Linked DNA regions of Mus musculus: region 1 is linked to region 2. Evidence: chromatin loops called from intact Hi-C (ENCODE). Cell type or tissue: left cerebral cortex. All regions are shown on one strand. Region 1 overlaps Pcbp3 (poly(rC) binding protein 3). Region 2 holds the start of Pcbp3 (poly(rC) binding protein 3).

Region 1 (4,000 bases), 88 kb before region 2:
TATGATGGTGATGACAACCCAAGGACGTCTCTCTGGCCCCATCGCACAGGGTTTCTGCACTTCTTGCTGGAGAGAAGGAAACGTGTCCCTGATCAAGGCCGCAGACACGGATGCTAACCCTAGCCCCAGCACAAGCCACAGTGAGTGCATTCCGGACTTCTCTGAGTTAACAGTGATGTTGAGAAGGGACGAAGCCCAGAGTCTGGACTTGTGCCTGTCCAATGCTGACTCATCTCAGATTTCTGCTACCTTGGTAATAAAATAGGAGAATCAAAGACCTTGAAGTCACAGTGAGGAACTTCTGCCTGGAACATTACACTCATTATGGAAACCATCTGGCCATATATTTATTCCTAGAAAGAAGCTGACCCTGGCCCCCGCACTATCTTATAGCAGTTAAAATAGCCTCTAAGTCCTGCCCATGCAGGACTAGGGCACTGAGCAGGTACATCCTAGAGGTGGGAAAGCAGGGGAAAGGACCTAGCCAAGGTCACAGAGTGATTCCAGGAAAAGTCTGTAATTTCTGGATTCCCAGGCTGAAAACTGACTCCTAGTGCAGCTGGGCTCTGAGCAGAGAGCTCTGATCCCATGCTTTCCCAGACTCAAAGTTTGCTCTTGCACTTCTCGAAACAGCTCTCTAACTACAAAGAACCTACTAGGTCTGGCCTAAGACCCAGACCTTTCACAGAGTGGGTAGGCGTAACAGGCAGTCCCCTCACCAGCTTGTGAAAAAACTAGGCCACAAGCAGGGGTTGGGGTGGGAGGAATCTCAACAAAGTGGGCACAGCTGTAGATAAAGTCTCACACAGTAGAAGAGAAATTAACCAGGAAACCAGGAATCTCTCACCACCCCTCACCACCCTCACACCCTCACCACCCCTCATACATACACTGAAAACCTCCTATGCTAAAGTCTAGAGGTTCTGAGGCCTGTTGCTGTCTGCCCTTCATATGCAAAGCCAAGGCAGCATCTAAGACCAATTAATACAGTATGTATGGTTCTTTCCATGGAATAGGAGAGAGCAACGAATATATACTATTGCTTTGTAGGGAAAAAAAGCAAGACCCAAGGTAAGAGGGGTGATAAAATGAGAAAGTTTGACCAGGAAATTAGCATCCTGGGTCCACCCTGAGTGACATTCCTAAGAGCCAGGGGACATCAGCTGCCCTGAGCTGGAACTTAAGAGTATGATACAATCACCTCATAAACAATGTTCCTCACTCTGCTCCTCACCTCACACCCAGCCCTAGGAGCATGGCAGGAAACTGCGGAGCATCTCTACCAAGCATTTGTCTCAACGTGTCTTAGAGGAAACAGTTCTCCACCCTACGCACCTACGATGGGCTACAGCGATTCTCTGGCTCCAATCATTGTCTCCGTCTTGTGGGCTCGCCAGACAGTCTGGCAGCAGGCAGTAAGGGGTACATGAGTCATCTCATCCTGAAGGAAGGAAGGAAAAAAAAAAAAAAAAAAAAAAACAGCCAGCTCCTCAACGGCAGATGGCAGTCCGAGCCGAGTCTCTGGGAGGAAAACACACTCTAGAATCCTATGACAGGAAAGGCAGAGTGAAGAAGGCCCAGAGGACTAATAAGAGAAAGAAGAAATAAACGATTGCCTGACATCTCACCAGCTGGTGGCTAAGCCTCCTTGGAGCTCCAGGAAACTGCAGGATACCTGCTGGCTAAGGAGGCATCAGTATAGGGAGAGGACTACTTCAGTCAGCCATGGCTGGCTAGTGAGACCCAAAGCCTCCAAGCCATGCGTACCTTACCCTGCTCTTTGAAAGGAGTGACTGACCCTCTTGGTATGTAACAACTACCTATCTTCATATCTCCACTGGTCTAACTGGTCTGAGGCCCTTTCTACACAGAAGATCCAGCATTCTACTCACACACACACACACACACACACACACACACACACACAGAGCTTCCCCTAGATAAGTCTGTTTGCTAGGGCAGATGTCAACAATACTGTACTGATGTTGCATCTGCTAACAGGCTTTCCTTTTGTCTCCCCTACCCCTTTGTTTCTCTAAGACAGATTTCATTATGTAGCCCATGTTGGCCTCCAAACTCATAATCCTCCTGCCTCAGAACTCCCACCCCTGCTCCAATGCTGTTACTATAAGCCATGCATCATTATACCCAGCTATAGATCGCTCTTTCAAACAGTAAGAGCTCTGGTTGGCTCTCCCTGCCTGGGCACATGCTTCCATACCCCCCCTCCCTTTTCAGCTGAGCACTCTCATATATCCTAGGCCTCACCTGTGGCAGACAGTCTTCCCCCAAGACCTTCTGCCCTCTTTCATGGCAACACAGATTTGGCAGAGGTCGGGGCAGTCTGCCAGAGCACACTTGGCCCAATCACCTGCCCCACCATGGAGACTCATCGTCATACTACCCAAACAGGATTCCGCCTCTTTTGAAGATTCTGCAGACTAGCTGATTAGAAACTCCATGTCCGTGGGGAAAAAAGAACATAACAGATCACAGATCAAGAGCCAGTGTTATTTGGGGCTATTTTTACTCTTCTTAGTAGCCATTTAATGCCCAATCCTGCATCTGACCTAACATCACATCTCGACTATCCCAGAAAACCTTTGGAGCTAGTTCTTGGCAGATCACATTCCCACCAACACTAAAGCTAAGAATGTGTTCAGGTAAAATGTAAAACCGACAGCAGCCTCCTCCCTCACCTGCATGGCTGCCTGTAGCTTGCCTCCTCAGTGAAATCAGTGAGTGAGTTGATTCATGACCTTTGTTCTGTTTAGCTCGAGACCAGCCTATTTGAGCTCCCAAGCTAGTGAGAAATTCCACCTCAAAAATGGCAGGGGGGCGGGGAGGGAGGGAGAGGAGAGGGAGAGAATGCACATATTCAGTCCTGTAGTCCAGCTCATTCAGAACTATTTGAAACCTTGTTCCTGTACCACGGCCCCTCACGTTTGGCTCAGAATAAACTAGCTCTTACTCACTTTGGGATGGAGCAATGTTTTGTATCAACAGTATACGGCTGGTTCTGGATACTGACACCTGGGAACATACCTTGGACCCCAAGTTCCTAGAATGACTTTCCCCTCAGTCCCACCTTCCTCCTTGCCCATCTAGAGTCCACTCAGCTCTAAGGTTATGGGGACACAGCAAGAGACAGAAACCACAGAGAATGAGCGGCCAGCAGAGCTGGGCCAGCAGGGGAAAGTCAGTGCTTCCCTACCTAGCACTAATACATCAAAGAAGGAAACCATCATGGGCTGGTGGCATGGCTCCGTTGGTAGAGATGCTGGCTACCAGGCCTGAAGCCAAGAGTTTGGCCCACAGAACACATAAGAGAGAAAAGAAGCAAATCTCTGTCTTCTGACCTCCACACCTGCACTGTGGCATGCACACTTACATACCCCCCACACCCATACAATAAAATGAATGTAAAAGCAATGTTTATGGAGAAAAAAGAAAAAAACTTCATCTGGTTGATACCAGTTGGTTTGGGGACCTCCTTCAGCTGTTTCACCTTCCTATTGTGGTCATCAGAGGGGTTCAAAGTCACACACACCCCTTCCCTGCAGCTTCCTCCCCTAGGACTTCTGATCTGTCAAAGACATTCTCCTGCTCCCCACAAACTCTAGACTCCACCTCTGAGCATGATCTCTCCACCTCTCTGAGGGGTCACATCCCCATTCCTCTTGAGGGTGTATGACTTAGGACAAAGTGAATGGCCCCTATTAGTCCCCAAACCCCACGGCCACCTGCACAGAGCACACCTTGAAAGGACTCCTATCCCTGGTACCTTCTTGATGCACAATGGCCATCTTCTTGACATATACTTTAAAAAAGCATAACTTCAAAATTCTTTAAAAATAAGATGCTCCCGCCGGGCAGTGGTGGCGCACACCTGTAATTCCAGCACTTGGGAGGCAGAGGCAGGTGGATTTCTGAATTCGAGGCCAGCCTGATCTACAGAGTGAGTTTCAGGGCAGCCAGGACTTTACAGAGAAACCCTGTC
Region 2 (4,000 bases):
AATACGGCCATCAGAGAGAGAGAGAGAGAGAGAGAGAGAGAGAGAGAGAGAGAGAGAGAGAGAGAGAGAGAGATTGAGAACCGGCGCCTGTCTAGTCTACCTGTTCAGGCTCTAATGAATGGTGCGGGGAAAACCTGAGGAGAACTGAGAGGAAAGAAGAAAACAGAAGACCACGGTGGAGGGGAGAGGAGAAAAGGCCGCACCCTGCCCTCGCCCCACATCCATCCTCTGGGCTTCCTTTTTTTTTCCTCCCCAGCTCGTCTCAATCACAAGACATCCGTCTAAGCCTTGCAAGTCCCAGTGAGATCACAGCTATTGTGTGTTGACCCGAAAGCCTGCAGCGTAATGTGCCCACTAACAACTTCTGAATTTAGGGAGGGAGTAAAGAGGCCTGGGTTTTCCTGAGTGGCTCTACCCCGACCCCCGACGTAGGCCAGGGCCAGTTACCGTCAGACTTTCACAAGGACCCTAGGCCGTGCCTGAATCCAAGAACAGGCAAGACCATGCAGAGCTGGAGAGTGAGCCCCTCACTGGAAACTTCTGTCTAGGACCCTGTTCTGGCCCCAGCTCCAAGCCCAAGGGGCTATCAAGAACTACTCTATTCCGGGAGCCCGACCCTCGGCCCCACACTTCCCCACCCACCCACCCACCTCTTTCTCCCTCTCTCTAAGTAATTCCTGCCTCAGCCTAGGACCCCGGTCACAGCCTGGGAAGCTGCTTCCCTTGACCCTTTGCTCAGCCTGATACACATGCCTCTGGGATTCCCATCTTCAGTCCTCCGACCATCGCTTTGGCCTGGGATACCCCCACCCTGCTTTAAGCCTGGGACTCTGCACTAAGCCCTGGAACCTCAGCCTTGAGCCCTCAGAGCTCGGTACTCAGTCCTAGATCCCCGCCCTCAGCCTAGGACCTTGGTCTTGGCCTGGGACCCCTACCTTCAGCCCGGGACCCCCGCCCTCAACCTGGTACCCCCTATTCTCTCCCAGGACCTCCGCCCTCAGCCTGGGACCCTCACCTCAGCCTGGAATCCTCGCCTCAGCTTGGGACCCTCGCCTCAGCCTAGGATCCCGGCCCTAGTACTGAGATCGCCAACCTCAACCCTTCCCCCAGGATCCCCAACACCCCAGCTCGAATGAAGTTTTCTGACTGCGAACTGTCCGGTCCTCTGGCCTTTGGAGGGGTCTCGGCCGGCCTGGGACGCGGCATGCGAGCTACCTCCGCGCTGGACCCCCCCACACACACTTCAACCCGCCGCCACTCACTCACCTGCCCCGCCGCGGACAGGGAGGCCGCGGACCAGGTAGAGCCTATGCTGCCGGTCGGGTGGGGCAGAGGAGGCGTACACGGCGCGACGCGAAGCCCGATGCGACCCAGCGGCGGCCGCGGCGTCTCCTAGCTCAGGCGACGGTAAGCAGCGCCTCGAGCTCTGGCCGAAGCACTGCGCGCGGCGAGGACCCGCCCCCTCCGTGCAACCAGCCACTCCTGCGCAGCCCGCCGCCTCTGGCCCCGCCCCCGCTCAAGGGCAGGGCCTGAGAAAGCGGGCGCCGGGAGCCAATGGAGCTGCGAAACGGTGACCATCACAGCCAATCAGGGCACGGAAAGCTCTCCGGCTAGAAGCCGTTTAGCGTCGAAGGGCGGTTAGGGTTGGGCGGGGCCCCACTCTGGGGCTGGGAGGAGGCGGGGCTTCTGGAAAGGTTAGTCAACTGGCGGGGGCGGGGACAGTACGGGGCGGGGCCAGGGCCGGGCCTGGGGCGGGGCCTCCAGAAGGCTAGAGGGAAGGGAGTGGATGCTTGGTTGTGAGATGGCTGCGGGGCCTGCATCCTCTGCAAGTGTTTGGCACACGCAGCTAGCGGGAGACTGCAGACACCCAGTCTCGCACGCGCTGATATTCTAGGGAGGTCAGTTGGACCCACAGCCTTCGCGACTATGTGGGCCTGATCCGTTGACCGCAGCCCTTCGCGGGTGCCCCTCTCTGCTTGGAAGCCTTTGAAAGCCAACACAGCCCAGACTGTAGAACTTGTGTTTAGGTTCTGGGCCTGCACACCTGTCCACAAGCGATTCAAAGCCGATGGAAGAACTGGCTGTGGTAGTGGCTGTGGGAAAACATGTCATGTTGTTGTTGTTGTTGTTGTTATCTTTTGTGCACCTTTCCTCAGAGGTGTCCTGCTCTATTTTGTGTCAATTAACTATCGTTTTCATCGGACTAAACTTCCTTCATCTGATTGCTCTCTATTAGCTTAGGCTTATTCCTTTCTGCACACCACGAAGGTAAAGGAACCAGGCCAACTTGTAATTCCAGTACTGATAGAAGCTGCGAGTCCTGGGAACTCTGCCTTCCATCAGTACCTAGATACCCAGGAGCCCAGGGTCATCCTTCCTGGCTTCCTGAAGCAACCTGAACCAGCCAGAGAAGGCCTCTTTGGACTTGGAAATCAAGCTTTGCCCTTCATAGGTGGAGAGAGTGATCCACATGTTTACCTCCAGACTTTCGAGAAGCATCTCTGGGAAACAGAGTTGCTTCTTTGTTGTCATATGAACAGACGGGTGAGCAGAGAAGTGGGTTGAGGGTGACATTCTAGCTGAGATGACAAAACTCATCCCGCCCTGAGCCTCAAACCCACCAATGACTCACTTCGGTGCCAATAACGATATATCATACATGCAAAGGGGTGTATACATAGCTCTGTCCCCTCATCCCTCCACCTGTTACAATCACGATCTCTATGGTAGAGTCAGGAAGACTCCGTAGGTCTGAAACCTCACCATAGTAACCAAGTAGCTCTTGGGAATGCCCAGAGTCCTGTGAGTATGATGTCCTGGAATCCACTCTGAAGGGAAAAGTCCTGGTCCCCTGTAGCAGACATATACAGTAGTCACTTGGGATCGATGAGTCAGAAAGGAGTGTGCTCTTATTTGTCTTCAAACATAACCTGTGTGATTCAATGACAACCTCTGAAAAGAAAGGGCCTGGGTCCGGGCAAGCAGGAGCTGTCAAAAGCCTTACCCAGCAGCTAAGTGCAGCTGCAGCAAATCACGAACCTTTACCTGGAGAATCTAGAGAGCATATGGACAGCCTTATCGCACATTACTACACCTTAGCCCTGTGCTATGGTAGAGAGGAGGGCGGAAATTTGGAGGAGGGCATGTCAGGTAGCATGCTAGGAGTCCCTGAGACAAGGACTTCCCCTAGGAGACGAACACAAGGGATTGACATTGAACCCAGCAGCAGTACCCAGACCTAAACCAGGACTTGAACTAAGATCCAAAGTGTCTCCAGGATCAGCTCGGGCCATCGGCCTCCTGGGCTCTGCACAGTGGCTCCGGAGGCTGGAGCTGCATTAGGCTCTGTCGAAGCACCCCCCCCCTCCAGATTACAGGTTGCCAGCCTCCTACTCTACTCTCCAGGAGCCGTGGGGTTTGGGGGGAGGGCTCAGCTGCCTACATCTCCTCCTGGAAGACACACTTAGTCATTAGGAGAGTAATGATAGTGTTTTCAAGGCAGTGTGTTGGACCCTAACAACTTTCAATTATTTCCAGTTCCTGCCAACCCTGGGAAGAGAAAAAGCGGTTCATCTCGGAGCCCCACCCTTGACACGAGAGACAATTGAGTAGGCTCTTCCTTCCATATCCCAGCAGATCTTTGAGAGCTAGGGCAGGCAGCCCCGCCCCTTGGCTGTGTGGCAGCTGCTTGACCCATTACCCTCCCTCCACACGTCCCGCATCCCCTCCGAATGCAGGCTTCCTGCCTTCCATTAGCACTACCAGTAGCTGTCAGCGTGGTCCTTCCCAGGAGAAGTGCACCCGGGGGCTTGCATTTATAAATAACTCCATGGTATCTTGTTGGGGTGTGGAGAGTGGGGAGCAAAGGAACCTTGTAATTATCATCTGCTTACTGTGATGTCAGACCAAGCCCTAGGAAGTCTCTGAGCACTTGGTCCTCCAGATTGCCGCACATGTCCCTGCCACCAGAGAGCTGGGGGACCACAGTTTCCAAAGGCTG

Evidence for each region. A loop is a pair of places that touch in the nucleus more often than their neighbours do. Peaks named below come from ENCODE experiments on the same cell type or tissue, not always from the same donor. Only the 100,000 strongest peaks of a DNase experiment are listed, where the experiment ranks them.
Region 1: it touches region 2 in a loop (1.8-fold over the local background); 2 of 42 quality-filtered maps call a loop at or near these places.

What each region holds. Positions count from the first base shown.
Region 1 is chr10:76,872,744-76,876,743 of GRCm38, forward strand. All of the region lies in intron 2 of Pcbp3 (poly(rC) binding protein 3), which reads right to left. Among named protein-coding and RNA genes, the nearest start is that of Pcbp3, 87 kb to the right of the region's middle. In left cerebral cortex, a CTCF peak has its summit at 1,503 (motif pointing right); a DNase peak (open chromatin) is centred at 1,411; H3K27ac peaks cover 260 bases.
Region 2 is chr10:76,960,482-76,964,481 of GRCm38, forward strand. Pcbp3 (poly(rC) binding protein 3) reads right to left here and starts at 1,466. Exons shown (of 16, transcript NM_021568.2): 1 at 1,267-1,466. It overlaps Gm35664 (a long non-coding RNA gene), which reads left to right and starts at 1,660. Exons shown (of 2, transcript XR_380584.1): 1 at 1,660-1,694; 2 at 1,895-2,121. In left cerebral cortex, no CTCF peak of the experiment used is centred here; a DNase peak (open chromatin) is centred at 1,558; H3K4me3 peaks cover 1,761 bases; H3K27ac peaks cover 718 bases.